Linked DNA regions of Mus musculus: regions 2 and 3 are each linked to region 1. Evidence: chromatin loops called from intact Hi-C (ENCODE). Cell type or tissue: left cerebral cortex. All regions are shown on one strand.

The links. A loop is a pair of places that touch in the nucleus more often than their neighbours do. Peaks named below come from ENCODE experiments on the same cell type or tissue, not always from the same donor. Only the 100,000 strongest peaks of a DNase experiment are listed, where the experiment ranks them.
Region 2: it touches region 1 in a loop (4-fold over the local background); 19 of 42 quality-filtered maps call a loop at or near these places.
Region 3: it touches region 1 in a loop (5-fold over the local background); 17 of 42 quality-filtered maps call a loop at or near these places.

Annotation. Positions count from the first base shown.
Region 1 is chr11:23,252,515-23,260,514 of GRCm38, reverse strand. Xpo1 (exportin 1) reads right to left here and starts at 4,474. Exons shown (of 26, transcript NM_001035226.1): 1 at 4,355-4,474; 2 at 3,798-3,871. In left cerebral cortex, a CTCF peak has its summit at 4,937; DNase peaks (open chromatin) are centred at 3,465, 4,097, 4,680, 4,884 and 1 more place; H3K4me3 peaks cover 3,040 bases; H3K27ac peaks cover 2,183 bases.
Region 2 is chr11:22,986,302-22,994,301 of GRCm38, reverse strand. It overlaps Cct4 (chaperonin containing Tcp1, subunit 4 (delta)), which reads right to left and starts at 3,709. Exons shown (of 14, transcript NM_009837.1): 1 at 3,422-3,709; 2 at 983-1,035; 3 at 1-4. The coding sequence starts at 3,548. In left cerebral cortex, a CTCF peak has its summit at 6,804 (motif pointing left); DNase peaks (open chromatin) are centred at 3,729 and 6,806; H3K4me3 peaks cover 2,073 bases; H3K27ac peaks cover 1,225 bases.
Region 3 is chr11:22,627,453-22,635,452 of GRCm38, reverse strand. No RefSeq gene overlaps it. Among named protein-coding and RNA genes, the nearest start is that of Gm12052, 20 kb to the right of the region's middle. In left cerebral cortex, a CTCF peak has its summit at 3,734 (motif pointing left); DNase peaks (open chromatin) are centred at 2,912, 3,718, 5,630, 6,258 and 1 more place; H3K4me3 peaks cover 395 bases; H3K27ac peaks cover 997 bases.

The DNA.
Region 1 (8,000 bases):
ATTTTTGTGGTACCGAGGGACTGAACTTTGTAAATGCTAGGCACTGCACACTATCACTGAGCTGTATTTCTCCACCCCTTGGTTTTATTTTCAGATAAGACAGAGTTGCTAGCTGGTAATGAAGTCACTCTAGCCAGGCAACCCTTGAACTTGCCACCCTTCTGTCTCAGACTCAATATACAGCTTGGAGATTACAGGCTGGATCCTCTCCTAACTATAGAGCTGCATATGAATACTCTGCCTCAACCTTCCAGGCATTGCAACTACAGGTGTAGTGTGAGCCACTACATTTGGTTTGTAGTTCAAATTTAAACAATTTTGCATACCATTTAAAGAGGATACTTTAAGCATATCCATAATACCTTTTACAGCAGTTTACAAAACCTCCAGAATTTGGAAAATGAATAGCGTGCTTGATCACGCAGTTTCTGAATAATTAGGTTGGTATGAAAAAAGTTGTGTTTTTAAGAATTTACACGGGGCTGGTGAGATGGCTCAGTGGGTAAGAGCACCCGACTGCTCTTCTGAAGGTCCAGAGTTCAAATCCCAGCAACCACATGGTGGCTCACAACCATCCCTAACAAGATCTGACTCCCTCTTCTGGTGTGTCTGAAGACAGCTACAGTGTATTTACATATAATAATAAATAAATCTTTAAAAAAAAAAAAAAAGAATTTACACTTTACTGGGTTTGTGTGTGGCTCTGTGTGCCAGAGTGCAGGTGCCTGTATAGGCCTGAGCAAGGTGGAATCCCACTGAGCTGGAGTCGCAGAGATTATGAGCCACCCAGAATGGAGACTAGGTCCTCACCAAGAGCAGCAGGAATTCTTAACTGCTGAGCCATTCTGTACCATCCTTTTCTTAAAATAACAGTTTGAAACCTGTACAAAGTGGGCCTTGGTGGTCTAGTCCTATATCCCACCACCTAGGAGGTGAAGGCAGAAGTGTGAATTCCAGGATACCTTGGACTGCAGAGATCCTGAATAAAAAACACCTCAGCCTTTCAGTGAAACCTGGCTCAAAACACAGCTAGGACAAGTAGTTTCTCCGCTGTATTTCTGTAGTAGTGCTGCTGATACTTCAATACAAAGGTTTTATTAATCATGCCCAAGATAAAACTTAGTTATAATAAATCAAAGATTAGGTTTGGCTCAGTCAGTGAAGTGCTCTACTATGCATGAACTCCTTGGTTTCAAACCAGAAGTGTGCATCTGGAACCCCAGCGCTCTTGACACTCAAATCAGAAAACCAAGACCAAGCCTCATCTACATACAGAGTTTAAGACCAGCCTGAGCTATGAAGCCCTATCTGAAGTAACTAACAATCAGGCCAAGGCTGGGGGGTTTTTGTTGTTTTTTGGTTTTTCAAGACAGGGTTTCTCTGTATAGACCTGGCTGTTCTGGAACTCAGGTTAAAGGCATGCACCACCACCGCCCGGCATACTACTGTTAAAAGACAAAGGCAACAGAGTAAGACCTATCTGTGCTCCCCACTCAAACTCCTCACGAGTCCAAAAATTCTTTCATAGGTAGATATGCTCACATTTACACTCATGTAAAGATAAAGAAACTGGGCTGGAGCCCGGCAGTGGTGGCCCAGGCCTTTAATTCCAGCACTTGGAAGGCAGAGGCAGGTGCATTTCTGAGTCTACAGATTTGAGTTCCAGGCCAGCCAGGGCTATACAGAGAAACCCTGTCTCGGAAAAAGAAGAAAGAAAAGAAAAGAAAAGAAAAGAAAAAGAAAAAGAAAAAGAAAAAGAAAAAGAAAAAGAAAAAGAAAAGAAACAAACAAACTGGGCTGGAGAGATAGCTCAGTGGCTGTGCTTCCAAAGGACCCTGGTTCAATTCCCAGCACCCACATTGATCTGTAACTCTGGTTTCTGGTTTTCTGACACCTCCACAAAGACATACATGCAGGCAAAACACCAACAAAACATAAACTAAAAGTAAAAATAAATTATATATTAAAAATTAAAGAAAGCACCTGGGAGGTGAAAGGACAATTAACACCAAGGCCAGTGTTAAGAGATAAGACATATGCAATCCCAGAAGAGATGGAAGCACAGACTGGAATACACAGTGAGACTCTGTCTGTCTTAAGAAGGGAAAAACAGAACACTAATATACAAGAAAAATAAATCCCACTAACAAATAACTATTCTTTCCAATAACTTCAAGTGTCATAACTTTTACAGATTAAAACAGATTTTTCGAGTTTATGGTTAAAAATTGCAACCAACTTGTCTCAGACACTATCTCAATTTATAGTTCTTTAAAAAAAAAAGTAATGATTAAATGTTTAGTCAAATGACCCTACACTTAAGTCCTAAGTTTCATTTTCAAGTTGGTCTTCTCTAAGAATTCAGATACTAGACTCATGTGGGGGAAGGGGTGCAATCTAAGAATACTTAAATACAGTTGTTGGCCTTTCTCGGAACTAGCGGTTATCTTCCAACTTCAACTATAGGTAATCCAGAAATGGCGGCTCTGTGGTCAATGCCAAGCACATTTAGCAGCCCCAACCAAACAGCTTCCAAATAGTCATTCCACCGTCAGCCGTGACACCCACATTCAAGATACAGAATCATGCAGTAAGTAGTGCAGCTATGGAGGGATTGTTCACTTTCTGATTGGTTCACCTGTCTCGTTGGTGTCCCCCAATCCCAAATTCCACTCACTGGATTGTGAACTGTAGGAACCCATCAAACAATGCTGTGACTCTACAAGTGATTGTCCATATACCTTCAATGGCACTGCAAGCAGCAAAACACTACCCACCAGTAGCCATCTAAAAAGGTAAGTTCACAATGAGTCAAAAAACAAGATGCTACAAAAGACTGCTACTCCGTGTGTGGGCAATCGCCTGCTTCATTCAGTAAGAAACACACGCCTCACTAGGAAGGGACCGCCCTCCCCTGGCTTCCCACCCGAACGACTCTCAGCACTTCTAACTATAGCTCACAGGAGCACGCACTCACCCCGCCCATACTCGGAGGAGGCATTTAGACCCGGCGCCTAAGTTCACCGCCCTATTCTCTATGCAGCATGTCCTCTGAGTGATCCGAGGTCCCGCCTCGGCGAGTATTCAGTGCATCCTCTACCACCACTTCCTCTCCTACACCGCAAACTCAAGAAACCAGAAGGAGGAGCAGGGAGGGCATCATTCACTGTCCACGGCCAGCAGTACACGGTTTCACCAAGACATATATGCCCCGGGCGAAAACAACCTACAACACGGAACCCCAACTGCAGGCCCCCGAAAAAAAGAAATTAACTCCTCTTTCCTACTTCTTGTTATACACACACTCACAAAACCAACAACAACAAAAATCACCCACAAGGCTTTCGAGTTTCTTCACATAAGAAGGGACTCGGTAGCCCCTCCCTCCCCCATCCCAAGCTCTCCACCGAGGGGGCCACGTGATGCAGGCGGACGTTTCAATGCTGCTGCACTAAATATTTCTGGAAACTTCCACTCCTAATAATTTACAGAGACGTTCCCGAAATCACCCCCGACTCTCCCCAGCCCTTTGGACTGGGGAAGCCCTTCCACCCACGCGCAGGGGCTCAGCCTCACTACCACGCTCCTCGCCTTCCTCCACCGCCACCCGCACACGAAGATGACCCAGCAAGCGCTCCCCTCCCGCGGCCGCCTCCCCACCTCCATCACCGAGCGACAGAAGCGCTTCCATTCAATCTCAGGCTCCGCCGAGGGCCCCGCGCCCGCCGCCCGCCTCGCCTCATGCCCGCCGCGCCGCCGCCGCCCGACCCTCGGCCCCGAGCACACGACCGACTTACCCAGAAATTCAACCAACTGCTTCTTCCTTCCTTGTCCGGGCTTGGGGCGAGGGAAGGTGGGGAGGAGGGAGAGGGGAGGAAATCAAGGTGGGTTTCACAGTTTTCCCACCTTAAACAAAAAAGAAATTAAAAAGCAGAGAAGGGCAAAAAAAAAAAAAAAAGCTCAGTATTTACTATTCTAGGGACAACTCCACCCAACACACACTCACGCACACACACGCGCGCACGCACACACACGCGCCCCACCAAAAAGGGGAATTAATCCGAGAAATAAATGCTCCCGCCCGGCTGGGGAGGGAAGGAAGGGGGAGGGGAGCGGGCCAGTCCGTGAGACAGAGCCCAGGACCCTCCAGCCACAGGCGGCGGCGGGAGCAGCAGCGCGAGTCCGTACGGCCGGGGCCGCTCTGCCGCCAGTTGCAGTCCGGCTCCCCCTACCACACAGGGCTCCCTCGCTCACGCCGCTCCGGCGCCGGGCCCCCCCACCCGAGCTAGCCTAAACTTTCCCCCCTTCGCGTGCTCCTCAGCGACTGGTGCCTCCCCCCTCCCCCTCGGGATGGTTGCACGACTGCTGCAGCAAAGGCTGGAACAGGCACGGCCGCCGGGGCTGTAGCTACTGTTGCTCTTGCTGATGCTGAAGCTCCCGCTGCTCCTGCCGCGGCCGCTGCAGCCGCTTCTCCCCCTCCTCCTAGTGCCTCAAACTCGGAACCGGTTGAAACCGGTTCAGACTGGGAGATTCCATCTCGGTTGAGTTTTCAGCCCATGGCGCCGCGGAGCGTTTGGAACCTGGGCCTCCGCCCCCAGGCCGCGCGCCCATTGGTCGGCCCCGGCCACAGCCGCGCCATCAGCCTACCTCTTATTGGTCGGAGCGCCCGTCAATCCCACCTCAAGGCTCCACACGAGCCTGCCGCTTAGGCCCCCGCCTCTTTCCAGCAGTGATTTGCCCGCAGAGTGGGGGAGGGGAGGCGGGGCGGGACGCAAAGGAGTGAGGGGGGGGTGGAGGAAGAGAAGGTGGGACGTCGAACAGAGCCCAGCAAAGAGGAGAGCGGAGAAGCCTCACAGAGGATTGGCTTGAGTGAGCTGTCAGTCAAGTGCAGCCCGCCTTCTACATCCCTTTCCCCTCGAGTGGCTCCCCCTCTCGGTCCCTCGCTTGTAAGCCCGGCCTTTCCGGCTCGCCCATTGGCTGGGCGCCTTTGGTGACGGAGAGGGTGGGGTTCGCCCGTGAGCAGAAGGCAGCGCGGGTTTGAGCGCCGCGCGCGTTGCTCGTCTTTCTGCTTTCCCCCCCTCCCCGTTCCCTGGCGGCCCGCCCCCTCGAGCTCCCGCCAACCTCAGGGGCCTCGTCCTGGGGCCCCAGCATCCGCCCTTAGGATGGGGTCTGTGCTCGGAAAAGGGAGGGCACACCCTGTTTCTACATGGAAATAGACGGCCGCGAAGGACCGAAAAGAACACATAGGTGCCGGATGGTAGGCCCTGGGCCTTGGATCCGTTGTAGAGGCCTGGGTTTGGGCACCGCATGGGAACGTGAATAGCACGGGCCGAGGTTGGCATAAACGGGCGTGCAGTTTGGGCGCCTGGAAACGGTTGTCTAGTTAGTTATTGGACGAGCCTCCTTAAAAATTTAACTCTCTACCGGGCAGAGGTGGCGCATGCCCTTAATCCCAGCACTTGGAAGGCAGAGACAGGGATTTCTGAGTTCGAGGCCAGCCTGGTCTACAGAGTGAGCTCGAGGACAGCCAGGGCTACACAGAGAAACCCTGTCTCGAAAAAAAACAACAACAAAAAATTAACTCTCCCCAGACTGCTTCAACAAGAAGTTATTTCTAAAAATTAGTCCTAACACATTGAAAATCCTGTTGCTAACTTAACAATGCGTATAGACAGATTTTGTGCCAACTTCTTTTAACTTGGTGCGTGCCCTTATTATGCCACGCCCCTAGGTTAACCCATGGCTCCCAAGTGCCAGGTCAGTTTTGCTGATTAGGGTTGCTTAAAACAACCAGCAGTTGGGTGGTGGTGACAGAGGCAGAGGCAGGCAGATCTCTTGAATTCAAACAAGCCTGGACTACAGAGCAAGCTCCAGGACAGCCAGAACTACAAAGAGAACCCTATCTGGGGGAAAAACAGCCAGCAGTCCACCAAAATCGACTGGTCTGTTGTGCCACAACATTTATTAAGTCAACACAGTTGACCTGGCATATTGCACAGGCCTGAACTCCCAGCACTTGGGAAGAAGTGACAGGAAGAATAGGAATGCAAGGCCATCCTCAGCTACAGAATAAATTCAGTGTCAGCTGGAGGCAGAAGATGCTATCCCTATACACAAAAACAAATATTCGGAACACAGATCTGACACTGCTTATACATTTTCATTACCTTCAACAGTTAAAAACAATCCTACCCCCAAGGATAGAGATATGGAAATGTAAATAAACTAAGTCGAATACCTGAATTCAATGGGTATGGAAGACCTTATGTGCAATGTTCTATTTAATTCTTTATAATCTCGTGAGGAATTTATTTTGTTTGTTTGTTTGGGTCAGGGGCTGCTTGGCACAGCTCCAGTGAGGAAATGAGAGCACCTTGTTGAGTTAATCCATCGGTTCCTTTTTCTTTTTTTGAGACAGTGACTTGGTGTATAGCCCTTGTTGGCTTAGAACTGGCAGAGACCATCCTGCCTCCGCCTCCCTAGTGCCACTGTATCCTGTGACTAAATAAATTGCAGGCTGACCTTAAATTCAAATTTTCCTCTGTTTGTCTCTAGTGCTGACTGGAATTACAGGTATATGGATGCCTTTCTGAAAAATAGCCTTTGTGGCTTGGCACAGTGGGACACACCCTTAGTAGAAAGACTGGGGAGGCAGAGGCAGGCAGATCTCTGTGAGTCAAAGGCCAGCCTGGTCTACATAGAGAGTTCCAAGCCAAACAGACCCTGTCTTAAAAACAAACAAACAAATCGTATTTTTCCAAGTGTGGTGGTTCATGCCTTTAGCTATGGCTTGCTGTGGTGGTTTGAATAGGTATGGCTCCAACATATTCATAGAATGCTTGTCCCATAGGAACAATTAGAAGGAATGGCCTTGTTGAAATGGGTATGCCCTTGTTGGAGGAACTGTGTCACTGTGGAAGCAGGCTTTGAGGTCTCCTAAGCTCAAGCTATGCCCAGTGTGGCACACAGTCTTTCTGATGCTTGCAGATCTCTCAGCTCCTCCCGAACCATGTATGCCAGCAAGCACTCTGCCATGCTTCTTGTCATGCTGATACTGGACTAAACTTTTGAAACTATAAGCCATCCCCAATTAAATGCTTGCTTTTATAAGAGTTGCCATGGTCGTGGTGTCTCTTCACAGCAATAAAATCCAAACTAAGACACTTGCCCAGAGCTTTCTGTTGTTTTTGAGACAAGGTCTCTCTATGTAGATCTGTATGTCATAGAACTGGCTGTGTAGACCAGGCTGGCCTTGTACTTACAGAGATGTGCCTGCCTTTGCCTCCTGAATGCTGGGATTTAAGGTACATGCAACCATAACTCTTGCTGGCCTAGAATTTGCTGCACATACCTAGCTGGTCCACTGTCTTCCCTCTCTCTTGAGAGCTGATCGCAGGTGGAAGCAACCACTCTTCATCTCTTCAGTATTTCTAGATACAGGATAGTCCTACCCCAGTGAGACAGTATTTGAACAACCCTGAGACTCTGTCTCAAAACAAATCAAAGAACGTTTCCTTTAAAATAAATCAAAAGAACATTTCCAGCCAGGCACTGGTGGTGTGCATCTGTGATCCCAACTGTGAATGAAAACTCCTGAAAAGAAACTTTATGTGCAAAGACTGATAAAAAATTCCAGTACTGGCCAGGTGTGGTGGTGCATGCCTTTAATCCCAGCACTCGGGAGGCAGAGGCAGGTGGATTTCTGAGTTCGAGGCCTGCCTGGTCTACAGAGAGAGTTCCAGGACAGCTAGGGCTACACAGAGAAAACCTCTGCCTCCACCACGCCCGGCTAGAAGAGCCTGTCTTAAAAAAAAAAAGAATGAAAGAACAAGAGAAAAAAAGAGAGGGGGAGGGAGGGAGGGAGGAAGGAAGGAAGAAAAAGAAAGAAAAGAAGAGGCAGTCCCTCCAAGTCACAAGTCACCATGAAGTTTGCCTGGGTCTCACAGTTTTTTGGCCTGAGCCAAAAAAAGCACAACTCTTTTTAACTTTCTTTCCTTTTT
Region 2 (8,000 bases), 270 kb after region 1:
GAATCTGGAAAGTTTTGTTTTTTAAAACTTTAATGCAATATTCTACTAGTTCTATTCCATTTACTATTACATACAAGTTAGTTTATATATGTATATTGCTTAACTCAAAATACCTTTCCTTAGTAAAACAATGTAAGAACATTCAGATCAACGGGCTCTGCCCGGGCTGCTCTCTTACATGTGTGTATGTGTATATATTTGAGGACAGCGCTCAGAGATGGTGTGTGTGTGTGTGTCAGATCCTCTGCATCTAGTAATGGCGGCACAGCCTGGGCTCTCTGTAAGAGCAGTATGTGCCCCTCTCTCTAGCCCCCGCCCAGGGTATGTAAAGGAGTCTAGAGGGAAATCATTCAGTAAAGTTCAAGCATGGAGGCCTTAGTTCAGATGCCCCACATCCCTTGGCTAGCCATATTGGTTTGTCACATTTTTGGTTGCTAACTAGCTCTTAATTTGAGGACATATCAATCCAAAAATTATTAGATTATATCTGTTTTATGCTGCCAGTCAATTAAGAAAAAATGTTTGAAAAGTTGAACTGGGCACAGCGGCTCACACTTGTAATCCTAGCATCCCAGAGGCTGAGGCAGAAAGATTAAGCTCATGTTTCAAAAGAAATGAACAGCCAAGCAAACATGGTAGCGCAAGTCTGTGATCCCAGCCCATCAAGCAGAAGCAGGGGATCAAGAGACAGTCTCAGTTAATTTTTTTACTGACTCAAAAAAAAAAAAAAAAAAAAATCAACCCAAAGGGTATTAAAATATAGTTAAATACTAACTAATCTCTCCTTTTGATGAATGTTAAGATTTTTGGAGGGACTCAAGGGGGAAGAGGGGTAGCAGGGCCTTGTTCCACCTAGGCAAGATTTACCAGTTTTAGCACAGAACTATTTGCCAACCCCCAAATAGCACCACCTTTCATTAGACCTTAGAATGTAAACAGAAGTTCTCAATAAGTAATGAACGATTTAACTTTTTTATTTTACCATTTTGTCCATTCCTTTAGGTCCAAGGCTTGTTCTAATAGCATCAGCAACCGCTGTTAAAATAGAAAAACAGAAAGTCACATATTAAATCAAGACTTAAAAAAAAAGCAAAGTGTTTTGTTTTAAACTTGTCCTTATTAGGATATGGTATATAGTAGCTTATTGTGCCTCCTACAACTTCATGCCTAATAATAACCCTAATAGACACTAGAATACTTCACGTGCTATGTCTATGTAGAACAAATTTTCAATACTCCTGTGAGAATCAAAATGGCACAATGTAGTCTTAAGTTCTTAGTTTTATTTCCTCTATTCCATAACAGTACAAGCATCAGTGAAACAGCTGAACACCCTAATGTAGTACACAATTCATCCATTAGCCTTTTCTCTCCCCAACAAAACCATAATCCGCTGAGAAAACATATGTGGGACCCATAGGCTAAAATTTCTTCTGTATCCCTTAACTACTATATGCTTTTGGCCATATTTGGCAAAGAATAAATAATTTAACAGAAAATACCTTGTATAACAATATTTTACGTATGTCCTAACTTTGGTCTAATGTTATCATCAAAGTTTCAGATGATTTCTGTGGACCCGTTTCAAGATATTCACTACTAAAAAATTATGGTATTTTAGACTCTCCATCTCTAGAACACAAGCTAATGACTGTAAAATGATTTACACAAAACCACCAGTATTTTCTGTCTGTGAAATCTCCCTCACCATTAGCAAGTAATATTGTCTTTATTTGAGAGGGATGGATAATTGCAAAATGAACTCAACTCAAATTGTATCTGGAAGAAACCTTTCTCACTTTCTAGAATTCTGTTTTGACTTGGAAAAACTAGTTTGCCCTTTGCTCCTTTAGTAACTAGATAGCTTTACAGGCAATTTGGGTAACCAATCCTGCCTACGTGCATGGCTCCTTCTGTCCTTTTTAATTTTTGTGCACCCTTCCTTTGAAAAGTAACTGTTCTGGACAGTTTATGTGAACTTGACCCAAGCCAAAGTGATCTCAGAGGCGGTAACTCCTCAAATTAAGAAAAAGTCAGTTAAAACGGAGTTGTAGGCAAGTCTATAGGGAATGTTCTTGACTAGAGATTGAGGGGGAAGGGCTCAATCCTTTGTGGGTGGGTCCATCCCCGGGCTAGTGGTCCTGGGTTCATAAGAAAGCAGGTTGAGGGGCTGAAGGGATGGCTCAGCAGATGGATAAAAGATGGCTGCTCTTCCAGAGGCCCTGAGATCAACTCCCAGCACCCACAACCACATATAAACACAGTTCTATGGGATCCAATGCCTTCTGGTGTACAAATATACATACAGACAAAACACCCATATACATAAATTAATAACTAAATCCACATAACCTGTGTTTTCACAATAATAGAAACCCTAGCTAAGATGGTTGCCTGAAGTAAACTCATTTCTTAATAGAGTGTACACTCTCTTGGTCACTCATCTGACTCTAGAATTCATCTTTCAACATCCCAATGACTCCACTACCACAAACGTAATTAATGAACTCAATAAACTTCCAGGTGTCAGGTATTCACTCCAAACTTCCAAAAGACTCTCACATGGAGCACCTGGTCAGCTTGGCGTCTCCAACTCCTTAAGGCCCATCCTGCGCACACACCTCACAGCACCAACACATTCCAGTCACCTGGACTGGTGACTGCAGTACTTGTCAGGTTTACTTCATACACTTTCACATTTAATCCTCCCAGCAACCCTGCAAATCAACTGTCACCTCACCCAACTTACAGCTGCACTGCGAAGTCAAGAGTTTCTTGGATCCTAGGACCTTCAGAAGATAAAACAACACCCCGTCCACTTCCCAAATCATGCATCTTTGTCTCCAACCCAAATAAACCCTGGCAGTATCTCTTAAGGCTTTGTTGCTTTAGACGTCAGACGCGTCAAATAGCACATACTGAGAATAAAACTCGGCCTGTCTGGTTTTCACCACGTGCTTTTACAACCCTATGTCGCCCACCTGCCAGTTTAAGGGAATTTATAGTGACTATCCGATTAGTACTACGGAGCCAAAGAACGTTCATAAGTTAAATGAACTTTTTTTGAAAATGTTGAAAAAGTAAAATGAATTTTATTTGAAAGCTCAAAATACTGTGTCGTCTACCACTAGGTTTGATAAACAGCCAAGCTTTAGTTCTTAAGAGTCAGATCTCAAGGATCATTGCTTTCAGTATTTTAAACGGCTGTCTGCGCCAATGTGACCAACACCGCCCATGCCTGCAGGAGACGAACTAAGGAGCTCGGCGTCCCACAATGGGGCGTGTCCGAGGCCTCCACGCTCCGAGTGCTTAGCAGAAAGCTGCAAACGAGACCACCTTGAAGGAACACAACCCACCCAGGGCCAAGGTCACAGCGAGGCTGGGCCGTTCCGCCGGAGGCGGGCCGGCGACCGGGTGATACCTTTGGCCGCGGAAATATTGCTGAAGCGGATCTGGGCTGGCTTGTCGCGGTCCTGGTAGGCGCTTTTCCCGCGGCTGCCGGGCCCGGCGGTGGGCGCCCCGCTTCGGGAAGCTACGTTCTCCGGCATGGCGACCTTGGTGGCGTCTGCGCGGGTTCAGGAGGACGGATGGACACGGATTCCGGCTTGCTGTGGAGTAACGGTCTCCCTGACCGCCTCCTCCACGAACCTTCCAGAAAGCGACGCCGGGAGAGAAGGCGGAAGCCGAGCAAGGGGCCTGCTGGAGAGCCGGCGCGGGTGTGACGTCAGGGGCTGTCTGCCGCACGCCGGCTGCGCAGCTTGCGCGCGGAGATGTGGCTACGGACTGTCCACCCCTCCCTGTGCCTGAGATGGAGCGGGAGGTTTTATAGGCGTGGCTGTGGCCGTTCTAGATGGACCCGAGCCTTTAGCTTCTGCTAGTGCTGTTGAGGAAGCTGTGACAGCTCTGGCTTTGTTCCGGAGTGGGTGTGGTGCAACCGGCCTTTTACGGACATCCATGTCTAAATTCCAAATTCTATTCCTAGTTTATTCACTTTGTAAAGGTGTTGGAGGAGAGATGTGCCATGAATAGTTTCCTCCCTTTTGTATATATTTTGACTGCCTAGGGATTTAAATACACTAGTTAGACGGCACAGAATCGTAATAGTTGTGGGGCGGTGACTGCCTATCAAATCCAGTCTGCCTTCTAGTTAAGACCTCTTCCATAAACATAACCACTGACTCTTAGGGAACATAAACATTCTAATAACTGATTAATAGTTATCTGCTGAGCAAAGTGTGAAATCTTTACACTCTTTACCCCCCCCACCCCACCCCCACACTAATCCTCATAATCCCATGAAATAGGTGTCATCGTCTAGACTTAAAGGATGATGAAGCTAAAGCCCAAGGTCAACCAGTAAGGCAGTGGAAGCCAGTACAGAGCCAGGACTCTGTCCTTAGGTAAACTTCCAAGGTTTCTATAATCATGATCATTGACCACCAGAGTTTATATAGGTAATACTCATTCAGTGGTAGTTCACAGTTAATAATTGAGAGCCATAAGGTGCCAGATGCCTGCGGTAGGTTAACGAACAATTGTTTCATGGACTTAGTCCTGTAATTATGAGAAGCATTTACATTCATTCACTCTATTAAGACTAAGATGAACTTTTCAAGCCTCCCCTTGGGGGACACGTCTTTTTCAAAGACCAGTTTACCCCTCCCTCGAAGCACACAAATATTCTATGGTTGTTGAGACAGCTGACTTATATGAAGAGAACAGGTACTGGTACTGTGGTGATTTGAGATGTCTCCCCTAGTTTTAGACATTCAAATACTTGGTCCCCAGTGGGTAGCTCTGATTGGAGAAGCTTAGGAGGTGTAGCCTTGCTGGAGTAAGTATATCACTGGAGGCTGAGTTTGTTTCAAAAGCTACCAGCCAGTTTGTGCTCTGCTTCCTCTTCACAATATGAGATGTGAGCTCTCCCTTCTCCATGCCTACCTGTTGTGAAGCTTCCCTGCTGTGCTTCCCAGTGATCATGAAGTCCTAGAACCATAAAACCCCTCAAAACTCTTCCCTCTATAAATTGCCTTCCTTGTGGTTGTGGTGTGTTTTTTGTTTGTTTGTTTGTTTTTGTTATAAGGTTTCACTGTGTAGCTTTGACTGTCCTGAAACTAACTCTCTGTAGACCTCAAACTCCCAGTGATCCTCCTGCCTCTGCCTCCCAAAAAGTTTGGACTAAAGGCTGGTGAGACCACCACCCGGCATGGTCATGGAGTTTTATCACAGCAACAGAGAAATAACTAACGCAAGTACTCTGACTTCTCCTGCTCTTAAAAGCAGGAGACAAAACAGCGATCTGAAAGAGACCTTCACTGTGCCTGCAGGAAGACATGCTTCTCCCCGGGGAAAGGGATGAAAGAGGTGCAAGCCAATCTCTGCTGTCTGTCGTGCTGGGGAGCTGAATTCACTGCCCACCCAGGGCAGAACCTCATGCACTGACGTCGCAGGGAATTCTTTTTTTTTTTTCTGTAATAGTTGGATTTATCTATGGTTCCATGGCTGAACAGCTTGGGTGGACTGTCTGTATAGTTTGCTTTCTTGTCTTTGTTGACATTTCCTCCATGGCCCCTCTGTTGCTGACATTCCCTGAAGTGGTTACCCATTCAGACTTAGGCACAGAAGAGAAGAAATCAGGGGACAGAAAAATTAAGAGGCATGCTAAAAATAACTGGCTGGGGGCTTTCACGATTCAACACCTGCTTTTGTTTCTTGTAAGGTAAGCTGAACTGCTTTCGCGGCAAAACACGACCTTAAACCATCTATGGTCTTACCAAAGGGGGTGGGGTAGTTAGCTCAAGCCCCTTTGTCATAAGACACTTTAGTATCTCTCTCTCTCTCTCTCTCTCTCTCTCTCTCTCTTCAAGACAGGTTTCTCTGTATAGGCCTTGGCTGTCCTGGAACTCACTTTGTAGACCAGGCTGGCCTCAAACTCAGAAATCTGCCTGCCTCTGCCTCCCGAGTGCTGGGATTAAAGGCGTGTGCCACCACGCCTGGCTAGTATTTTTCTCATCAACATATGATTTCTGGCTCAAACTTTTTTTTTTTTTTTTTGGTTCATTTCCTCCTGAAGCCTTCTATGTCATGTAAGACTTAAATTTATATATTCTATTTATCTCTCTTTGTTGGAAAATTCTATCCAAAGCTGGGCAGTTAGTGGCGCATGCCTTTTATACCCCTGCTCCTCCCACACTCAAGGGTTAAAAACAATCAAACTGGGGGCTGGAAAGGAGAACACTTTAGAACACAGTTTAGAACACTTGTTGCTCTTACAAAGGACCCAAGTTTGGTTCCCAGCACCCACATAGATGGATCACAGCCATCTGTAACCCAGCTCCAAAGAATCCAACACCTTCTTCTGACATCCATAGGCACTGTCGATATACGGTACACATGTATACATGTAGGCAAAACACTAAAAAAAAAAAAAAAAAAAAAAAAAGAAATTGCTGGGTGTGTGCCACCACCACATGGCCCAGTTTACATTTTAATGTTTATAAAAACTATTACTTCCTGCCTGGAACCATTTGCTGGCTATTTGGCCGTGATTAGTGGGAAACCTGTGTGGAAGGAAGGAGAACTGCTTGTTAGATGTCGGTTTCCCTTGGGGCTGATCTTCTGGGTCTTTTCCTTGTTGCTGCATTAGAATATTCTCTTAGTGTTTGCCCAGGTTTGTTAGCTATAAAACCTGTGATTTGAAATTTAATAAAAGATAACTGTATTTTGAGCCTTTTGTTTGAAAAGCATTCTAAACTGCAACTGGAGCCAACCTGCAGTTGCAGCTATGGCAATAGCAACCCCTGGTGGCAGAAGAATGAATTTCTTTTATTGATCAACCTAGTGATTTGGAATTGAGGTAGGCCGGGCTGGCAAGGTTCTCTGTCCAGTGGTACAAGTGAATTTAAAGCAATTAAGAAAGAGCAGGTGCCAAAATTCTATCAGCAAAAATATGTCTCAGTGAGTACTCCCTCTAAAGCTAAGAAATGGGGCCTGGCTGGAGAGCACCTGGGTTCAATTTCCAGCACCTACATCCAGTGGCTGTAACAAAAATTTAAGAAATTAAAAACTACAAAATAGCTTTTTTATGTGTTGCATGACAACAAGAAATAATTTGGTCACGGCCTTCCAGGTAGGAAATTTACAAGTTATCTACTTAGTGGTGGCATTTTGTTCCACCTGCCACCTTCTCCCTTCCATCCATTCTTTGCAACCTCGTTTTTTTGTTTGTTTGTTTGCTTGTTTGTTTTGTTTAAGACAGGGGTTCTCTATATAGCTCTGGCTTTCTTGGAACTACTATGGAGAACAGGTTGGCCTTGTATCTGCCTCCTGGGTGCCCCACCACTCCTTGCCTCTTTGCACTCTGTAGGCACATTTAACACAAAAGTATAGTTTGTCTTTAACGTTGTTTTTCTTGGATCCACAAAACATTTTTGAAGATGCCTTTTAGAAAATCACTTCTTTGGAAAGGTATACCTCAAAATTTTTCTTTTAAATACAAGCAAACCATACATAGGTAAACACTAATTAAAATAGTCTAGACCAATGGTTTTCTTTAGGTTGGTACTTTCTTGAAAGGATCAGTTTAGTTGTCCCCCTTAATACAGGGGTAGGAATAGCCAAGGTTAAACAGAGGTCAAGCTGGGCAGTGGCGGCGCACGCCTTTAATTCTAGCACTTGGGAGGCAGAGGTAGGCGAATTTCTGAGTTTGAGGCCAGCCTGGTCTACAGAGTGAGTTCCAAGACAGCCAGGGCTATACAGAGAAACCCTGTCTCGGGAAAAGAAAGAAAGAAAGAAAAAACAAACAAACAAACAAACAAACAAAAAACAGAGGTCAAGAATATAACACATTCTGCCGTGCAGGGAACATTTATGAAGGTGAAAAACCCATTTGTGAGTTATTGGAGCCTAAATTTAACCCAATTTTACACACATTTTAAGACTTATGTATTTAAGTGGGTGTTTGCCTGGATGCATGTATGTGTATCACGTTTGTGCTTGGT
Region 3 (8,000 bases), 630 kb after region 1:
TGTTATAGATAGGGAGAGCCCCAGTGACCTGAATCTAACCATCTCATCAAGGGACTAAGAAAGAACTCCCAACTGTCCCCATGGCTCCAGCTCTGCATGTTGCTCAGTGCTTGGTGGGAACATCTTGGATTACTAACCATCTGCCTATTTTTCTGTCTATCTACTCAGACCTGGTGCCCTGTACCACTCCTGGAAGATCCTGAAGGTCATATGAAGGGCCTGCGGGTCAGTTCTCCAACTGTGTGTGTTAATATCTAACTGTGCAACAACTCTCCCTGCATCTGTGGCAGCTCTGATTCCAGTCAGGCTCCTTTGAACACGGCAACCTCTTTAACCCTTTGGTAGCCAATCTGAAACACTGAGAACTTTGTTACTAAGTGAGGTAAAAATCTGTGATCAGAATGCCAATACTACTAGTTAAGAATGGAATAAAAGCTAGCCATGGTGGTACACAACATGTAGTCCCAGCACTCAGGAGGTAGGGGCAGGTGGATCTCTGTGAGTCCAAGGCCAGCCTGGTCTACAGAGTGAGTTTCAAGCTAGCCCAGGCTACATAGTGAAACCCTGTCTGGAACAAAACCCAAAACCAAACAAAACACAAAGGAAGTGTTGGAAGATGAGAACCTGTCTGGCTCTTGTCATTTACATAAATAAATCTTATTTATTATTTACATAGTAAATCTTGTCTGACATAAATGTCAGAGGTCAGAGGTCAAGGGAAATCAGGAATATTTGGCAAACTGATGATGACAAGGCTTTGGAAATCATTGTCAGTCGATGAGCTCTGACATGGTGGACAGACACAGTCATGCCACTACTAGCTCTGTGAGATCCCAGCCTGAGCACCCCATCCTTCCGTGGTTCCTGGACCAGTGTTTCTCATGCAAGGCATCTCTGCCTCCTCAGCTGTCGCTGTTCACTCTTTTACAATATTTTTTACTTTGATTATATCCCCCATTATCCTCTCTTATCCCCTCCCCTTCACACACCCTCTTTCCACCCCACTTTGGAACCCCTCTTCTACTTGTATATTATATGTATATTTCTGCCCCTACCCCGCCCCCGTCCCCAGAGTCCATTGTGATTCATTAGTTGTTTTAGGTCTCTATGAGCACAACTGGGGAGTTATTTACTTGAGCAAGGGCTGACTGGTGACACTGTAGGATTAATCCCAGCACCAGGGTGACTGGTGGCACTGTAGGATTAATCCCAGCACCAGGGTGATACTGCTGAGGGTCGTGACCCTCTTTCTTTCAGTGACCCCATTAAGTCCCATTAGCTCCGTAGGAAGGGGTGGGGCTTTATCAGTGTCATGGCCATCCAAGCTGGGATGCCAGCATGATGATCTGGTGAAGGAGACAGCCACAGCTGCTCTGACTTCATGGGTATAGCAGGTGCGTCCTGCCCAGAGCACGCCTTTTCACAGTGCACCTCTGGATCTTAGGCCACGTGCGCCCCTGCAGCCCCTCTTTACTACTTTGTAGGCATTTTCTCACCTTTATCATACCCCTCACTCCAGCTCACCCCATCACTAAATAGGAGAGAAGAAGGATAGAGGACACAGAGAGAGAGATTCCAGAATTTAATTTTTTTCCTTTTGTTTCTTCTTTGAGCACGACTATTAACAAACTAAACAACTGACAAGCCCTAGCATTTATCTACCCTCTAAAAAGTCCCCAGAATTCCAAATGTCACACAATCACAAAAAGTATCTGCAGCTGGCAAAACCATGCCTCTGCTAGAGCATGGGGCACATCGCAGTCAGATGCTGCCCCATATCACTAGGGATTAAAACAAAAAAAGAATATTATATTCTATTATATTTTTAATATTATATTTTTAAAAAGAATATTATATTCTTATAATATTTCTGGGATTGTAAAAGAAACCAAAATTGCAGAATTCTCAGTACCTACTCCCTCTTCTGCAATGTCCCTGCAGCCTTAGGAGAGGGGGTTAGTTGAGTCTGTGGTAACCATTGCCCACTGCAGACAAACATCAGAGACACTTCTTTGGTGACAACTAAAAGGCTACTATTAGCATCTAGGGATTAGAAGCCAGAGATGTGGCTTCTTAAAGCATCCAGAAGCACCCGGCACTGCCTAACGACTGGGTAGTACTTGGTCTGAAGTGCCCACAGAGAAGCTGAGCTGGACCTGCTCACAGCATCCTCCTGGCCATTTGCTTCCTGTAAGAGTGTTTGTTAGTCTTGAGTCCTGGGGGCGGGGTGTGGGGTGCACATCCTCACTGAGGAGGACACACAGAACAGTCTGTGCTGCATCCATAAATTCTTGGAAATACCACAAGAATGCTGCAGCACGAACAGCGCTCACTGGCATTGTTTTGCAACAGGCTTGGTGCTGAGCACTTTACATATTTTTATCTTGTCATTTTCATAAGTCAGACTTTGAGCTATTAATTACCCATATTTTATAGACTGGGGAATGGAAGCATGACAGATCTCCTGAAGTCACGGAGCTCTTAAATGGAGGCTGGGCTTCTAGCATGCCCAAACACTGAGACACATTCAAGCAAAATAAGAAAGGTAAGTTCTCAGGAAGAGCTAGCTCCAAGCCTACTCTAGACCCGCCTGTGCTCTTATCTGGGGACATGGGCATTTGAGCCCCTCTCCCCATGGCACCATGGCAGCCGAGTGTCTGAGAGCCAGCAAAGAATGTCTTGACATTTTTCAAGGTGGAAAAGAGTAGAGAGAAGAGAGAAGGGTGTTCATGTCAGTACAAAGACAGCTGGGGTAGAGACAGGCAGCAGAATGAGGACTTTATATTATTTATTATGGCAAAGAATGGCAGGCTTGTGTCTAAGCCATAAATACCCTCCTTTGATCTGTGCACATCAGAGCTAAGTGAGTCACTCTTGGGCCTCAGGAATTGATGACTGTCCTAATCATCACCCTGAATGACCTTCTAGTCAAGCACTGCTCATGCTCCCTGCAGTGACTGTGTCTGGGTTAGACTGGGCCTTGGAAGAGGGGAGGTGAGCCTGAAGTGGGGGAGCACCCACAATTCCTGTGGGTGTGACTTATTTTCCTTTCCCAATCTCTGTTTGGAGATGGTTACTGGTTTCCATTCCTGAGACCAGCAAATGGCTAGAACCAGACCACAGCCTTCAAACCCAGGAAGTCAGAGCTCTGCTGTGATCCAGGAAATGGAAGCCCCCCAATTGTTCGGTTTGAGCAGGGTTATCAGGTTAGCAAAATCTTTAATGTTCCTTTTGTCCTCTTGTTTTAGTAACCCTGCTTCACCCCTGGAAACTTGTTCCCCAATTACAAAATACCATCAGTGCCGCCCACAGCCTCAAAGGCATCACATGATTCTTTTCATAAGGCCAGTAGACAAAGGCCAGAGAACCTCTCTGTTGATGGTTTCTCAGAGTCAGACCGAAGGATAGGTAGGGGCTGCTGAGATGGTGCTATTAGGAACTCAGAGTGGATGTCAGGGGCTGTGGTGGGGTGGTGGGGAGGAGAGGGAGTGCATTCCTAAAGGTCCCTGCACTGCCTTTCAGCCTGGGAACAGCAGGACTCTGGGCTTTGGGCCAGAGAGAAGATGGAGCTAAGGGATCCAGACAGGTGTCGAGCAATGTATTCTGCTCGGTGTCTTTTCTTCCAGAGCTTCAGAAAAGACTTACTTTTACAGTATTAGGAGGAAGGAAGAGAGAAAAAGGAGGAGGGGAAGGAGGGTGGAGAATTTTCTGATACCAGCCGGCTTTCCAGAGAAAATACACTGAGCAATGGTGCCATCCTGTGGCTATATGCAGGAATTGCAAACCCCCCCCCCCCCCAATTTTAACTGAAAGTTCAAGAAAACAAGCAAGTAGTTCCTGCTTTTACACTAGGCGATTATAAGTTCATTCTTGGTATATTCATTCACATAACTATCTAAGGGAAATAACTAGTGTTTGGTACGTGAGTCAATACTAAATGTAAGATTCCTTCACACATTCAGTAAATATTTACTAGTCTTTATGATGTGAATGCATTTTTCTAAAACCCTTGGACCCAACTGTAAGTAAAAATATACATTCTTGCACTTGACATCTTAGCTGGAGGGGAAAATATTCTTACCAGAGTTTTTTGGGTCACAGCCTGGCAGTCCAGCAACCTAGGCGTGGTCATCTCCCTCCCCTCTCAATAGGCCAATCAGAGAGGTGAATAACATCCATCGAGAAGAGAAAGATGTATTCAGTGTGGTCGCACCAGCAAGAGGAACAAACAGCTCCCATAGCTCCCAAGCACACTGTGGGGTCCTGACATGAAGTTCAGGATTAATAAGAGGACACGCGGTACACACTGCTGAGCAGTCCTGGGCAATGAGTGGCCCTGCCTTTCACACCTCCAATCTGTCCTCCAGGTGGGCTTGTGCAGTTGTTAGAGCTGTGTGAAACAGCATTCTGGGACCCATGTTCCTCTCTGCCTCCATCCTTTCTTTCTCCTAGCATGAATATCTTGGGGGATTCTAATCTCATGGCGACCATTATTTCACTAGAGAGATATACAGGACCTTGTGTGTGTGTGTGTGTGTGTGTGTGTGTGTGTGTGTGTGTGTGTGTGTTCAGAATTGTCTAGAATAGCTTCACCTGTCAGGGGCTGGAGATGTAACTCAGCTTGCAGAGTGCTTGTGTGGCATGCAGAAGAAGCCGGGTTCAATCCTGAACACTGAAGAAACTATGAACTGGGTGTCGGTTGTGACGTGCCCATAATCCCAGCACGTTGGAGGTGGAGGCAAAAATCATCAGGGAAGTTAAAGGTCTTCTTCAACTAGAGAGTTTGAGGTGGGCTTCGTATGCATGGGACCGTGTCCCAAAATAAGCAAACAAATAAATAAAATAGAATATTTTTGTTCCTGCTAAGATAGTTACAATATAGACGATATAAACTGTAATGGGAACGACAACATGTTTAACATTAGGAAATGAGGCGGGGACATCAGCCTTTCAGACAGGGTAGATTTTCCTGAGAAGGTGGCATTTGTGCAGAGGCCTGAGAAAACAGAGAGAAGGCCAAGGGGACATTTGAGGGAGGGCTGCCCAGCTCTCCGCAGTAACTCCAAGGGTGAGTTATCAACTAATAGGAGTCAGCTGACCAGGTGGACTGGGGCTAGGCTGACAACCTTTCTGTCACTAGTCCCCAAAGCTCCCCCTCCCCCCTCCCCACCAATACTCCCCTAGCAGAGCATGTGGGAAGTCATTCTGGATTCTCAGGACCTTTGGCAGACCACAGTCTGACACTGACTCTGGACACCGGAAACCCAACGCACTTCACTGAGCGTTCTCTCTGCCCCAGTTGTTGGCTTCCTTCCTTCTGTGCTGGGTGATGATTCTACAAGCCTGCCTTAGCTTACATTGAAGGCCCCAGACCATCATCTGAATGTCTCCCTGAGCCAGCCAAGTTTTTAAAAAAATATCTTGAAGCAATTATTTCAAAATATAATCCTACGTAGAAAAATCTAGCTAGCGGCCAGTTCCTGTCCCTGGCAGATTATTTAGCGCTTCTCCTTGCTGTCAACAGACATACTTTCCAGGCTTGCTCCCCGGGCATCACCCACAGCACAGAACGGGGGCGGGCTGCAGGCAGACCCGCGCCATTTTCCCGAGGACTCTGCTTCTGCCGTCAGGAAGTGCGTTGTTTACAGCTGGAATTGTTCCGAGCCAGATCGCTATCTCCACTGTTCCACACAGGAATCCAGGAGTGTGAGCTAAGCATTTGCTGAGTGGCCTCTGGGTAGATGAGGGGACTGGTCTCAACAGGTTACTTGACTCAGGTCAGAAAAACTTGCAACAAGAAATCTGAGAGCTGCGGCTGCATCCATCACGCCCATTTCAGTCTTGAGCAGCTGAGCCTGGGCAGCTTTTTCCAGACAGCTTTGGAAAGCCAAACTCAAATGACCGCTGCCGAACTAATAGTAATAATAATGAAAAGAAAGGAAGGAAGGAAGGGAGGGAGGGAGGGAGGGAGGGAGGAAGGAAGGAAGGAAGGAAGGAAGGAAGGAAGGAAGGAAGGAAGGAAGGAAGGAAGGAAGGAAGCAAGCAAGGAAGGAAGCAAGGAAGAGAGAAAGAAAGGCAAATCCAGAAAATCCCATGTGGGCGTTGGGTCCCAGCTTCTCTGTGGAGCTAAATCTTTTCCAAGGCTGCAGCAGCTACTTTATTTGGGCATGTTCCTGACAGGAGAAGCTGGGATGTTTCATCCAAAAGGAAGTCAGTCGTCTGAAGGGAAGGACAACTTGTTCCTTGTAACCTTCAGTGTAGGACAACTTCAGCTGAAGGCAGCTGTGTGCTCCTGCTCTTGGCTTTTGCCGAAGAACTGACTCTTGCCCAGAGGGACTTGTTCTGACGGATGCTATCACATGCCTTGTGTCACTGCCTGAGTCTGGGGAGAGGCAATATGGAGCATTCTTCTAGCCAGGCCTGTGCCTGGGCCTGTGTGTGAGCAAAGAAGGCTGGCTAGCCATCCACCGCCTTGATGTGAATCCAGCCGATCAGCTGCCATACCACTCTTACCCACAGTCCAATCATTGGCAGCCAAGGAGTGGAATTATTGATGTGTCCTTTCCTTGCTGCCAACCTCCAGCAAGGGTCCCCATGGCCTCTGCCTTTGTAGGTTTTCACGTTCTGGAAGGTGAGCCTTGGGAGAATAGTATGGCCTAAGACAGGCAGAGTTGGATTAGTGAAGGATTCTTGGATGCAGCCGTGGGACTGTAAACAGCTGCAGCATTTCACAGATCCCAGTGTTTTGGATGAAACCCACCCCAGGCATTGCTACAAATCACTTAGGGTTGAGGAAAAACCCCTTTCATTCCTAAAAGCCCTGCTAAGGGATAGAAATAATACTGTCACCAAGCCTCCGAAGACTTTTTAAGGAACATACGTATACACACATACACACACTCGAATTAAAAAAAAGAAGAAAGAAGAAATTGTGTATGTGTGTGTGTGAGTGAGTGAGTGTGTGTGTGAGTGTGTTGTGTGTGTGTGAGTATGTGTGTGTGAGTGTGTATGTGTGTGTGTGAGTGTGTTGTGTGTGTGTCCCTACTGAGGTCAGAGGACAATATTTAAGAGATGCTTTTCTTTTTCATCAAATGAGTCTGGGAGAATCAAACTCAGGGTATCACAATTCATAGCAAGCGCCTATACCCCTGAGTCATCTCAGTGTCCCAGAGTTCTGCATTTTAGAAGCTGTGGCCTTCTCCACCCACAATTCTGATGCAGGGCTTGCTTGGTTATTCTTGATAGACATTGACCTCAGCTCCATCCAGAAGTCAGGGGTGCTGTACTGCCATCAATCTCCAGGCACTTGTCTTGGTTGACAATATATGAAGCCTGTTCCTTTGCTCTCAACACTACACCACATCATTATGGCTGAGGTGGTGACAAGCACTGTCCCCTAGTCAGCAAGCTCAGGCAGCCCAGGCCTTGGGCTCTCCTAAGGGTGGGGTCAGTCATTTAGCAACCCTTTTGCTGAGGACAAAAGAGGAGCTCACATTCTTGAAGTTTTACCGCAACCTCCAGGGTACCAGTGAGCCCCTACTTAACAGCCTAGAGGTTTGTTATTTTAAATGTCCTTGACTATGGTCTGATGGGCATCTTTCACCCAGTACCTCACCTTGTATTAGAAGCTATGGGAACTTGTCCCAGGCTCCGGTCCTTTCCCTGACTGGCTTCTGGGACAACCCAACCAAACTTTCATTTAGAGATTTCTAGACTGCCATGGGTGGGGTTCGGTTTTACAAGCCTCTGGCTTTGTGCACAGCAGTTTGGGAGAAGGAGCTGGTGACCACTGCAGACTGATGGAGAGAATCAGCCACCATCTTGTAACCAGAGGCCATCTGACTAGGTGGTAGAACAGAGTGAGCTGCTGAGTGGCCATCTTGGAGCAGCTTCTGTGTAGAGCCTTCAAGAAATATGAATTCCAGTGAAGCACAGCTTAGACCCATTTATATTCCCGGAAGAGACGGAGATCCTGGGGGTAAGCTGGCTAGCTAGGCTGG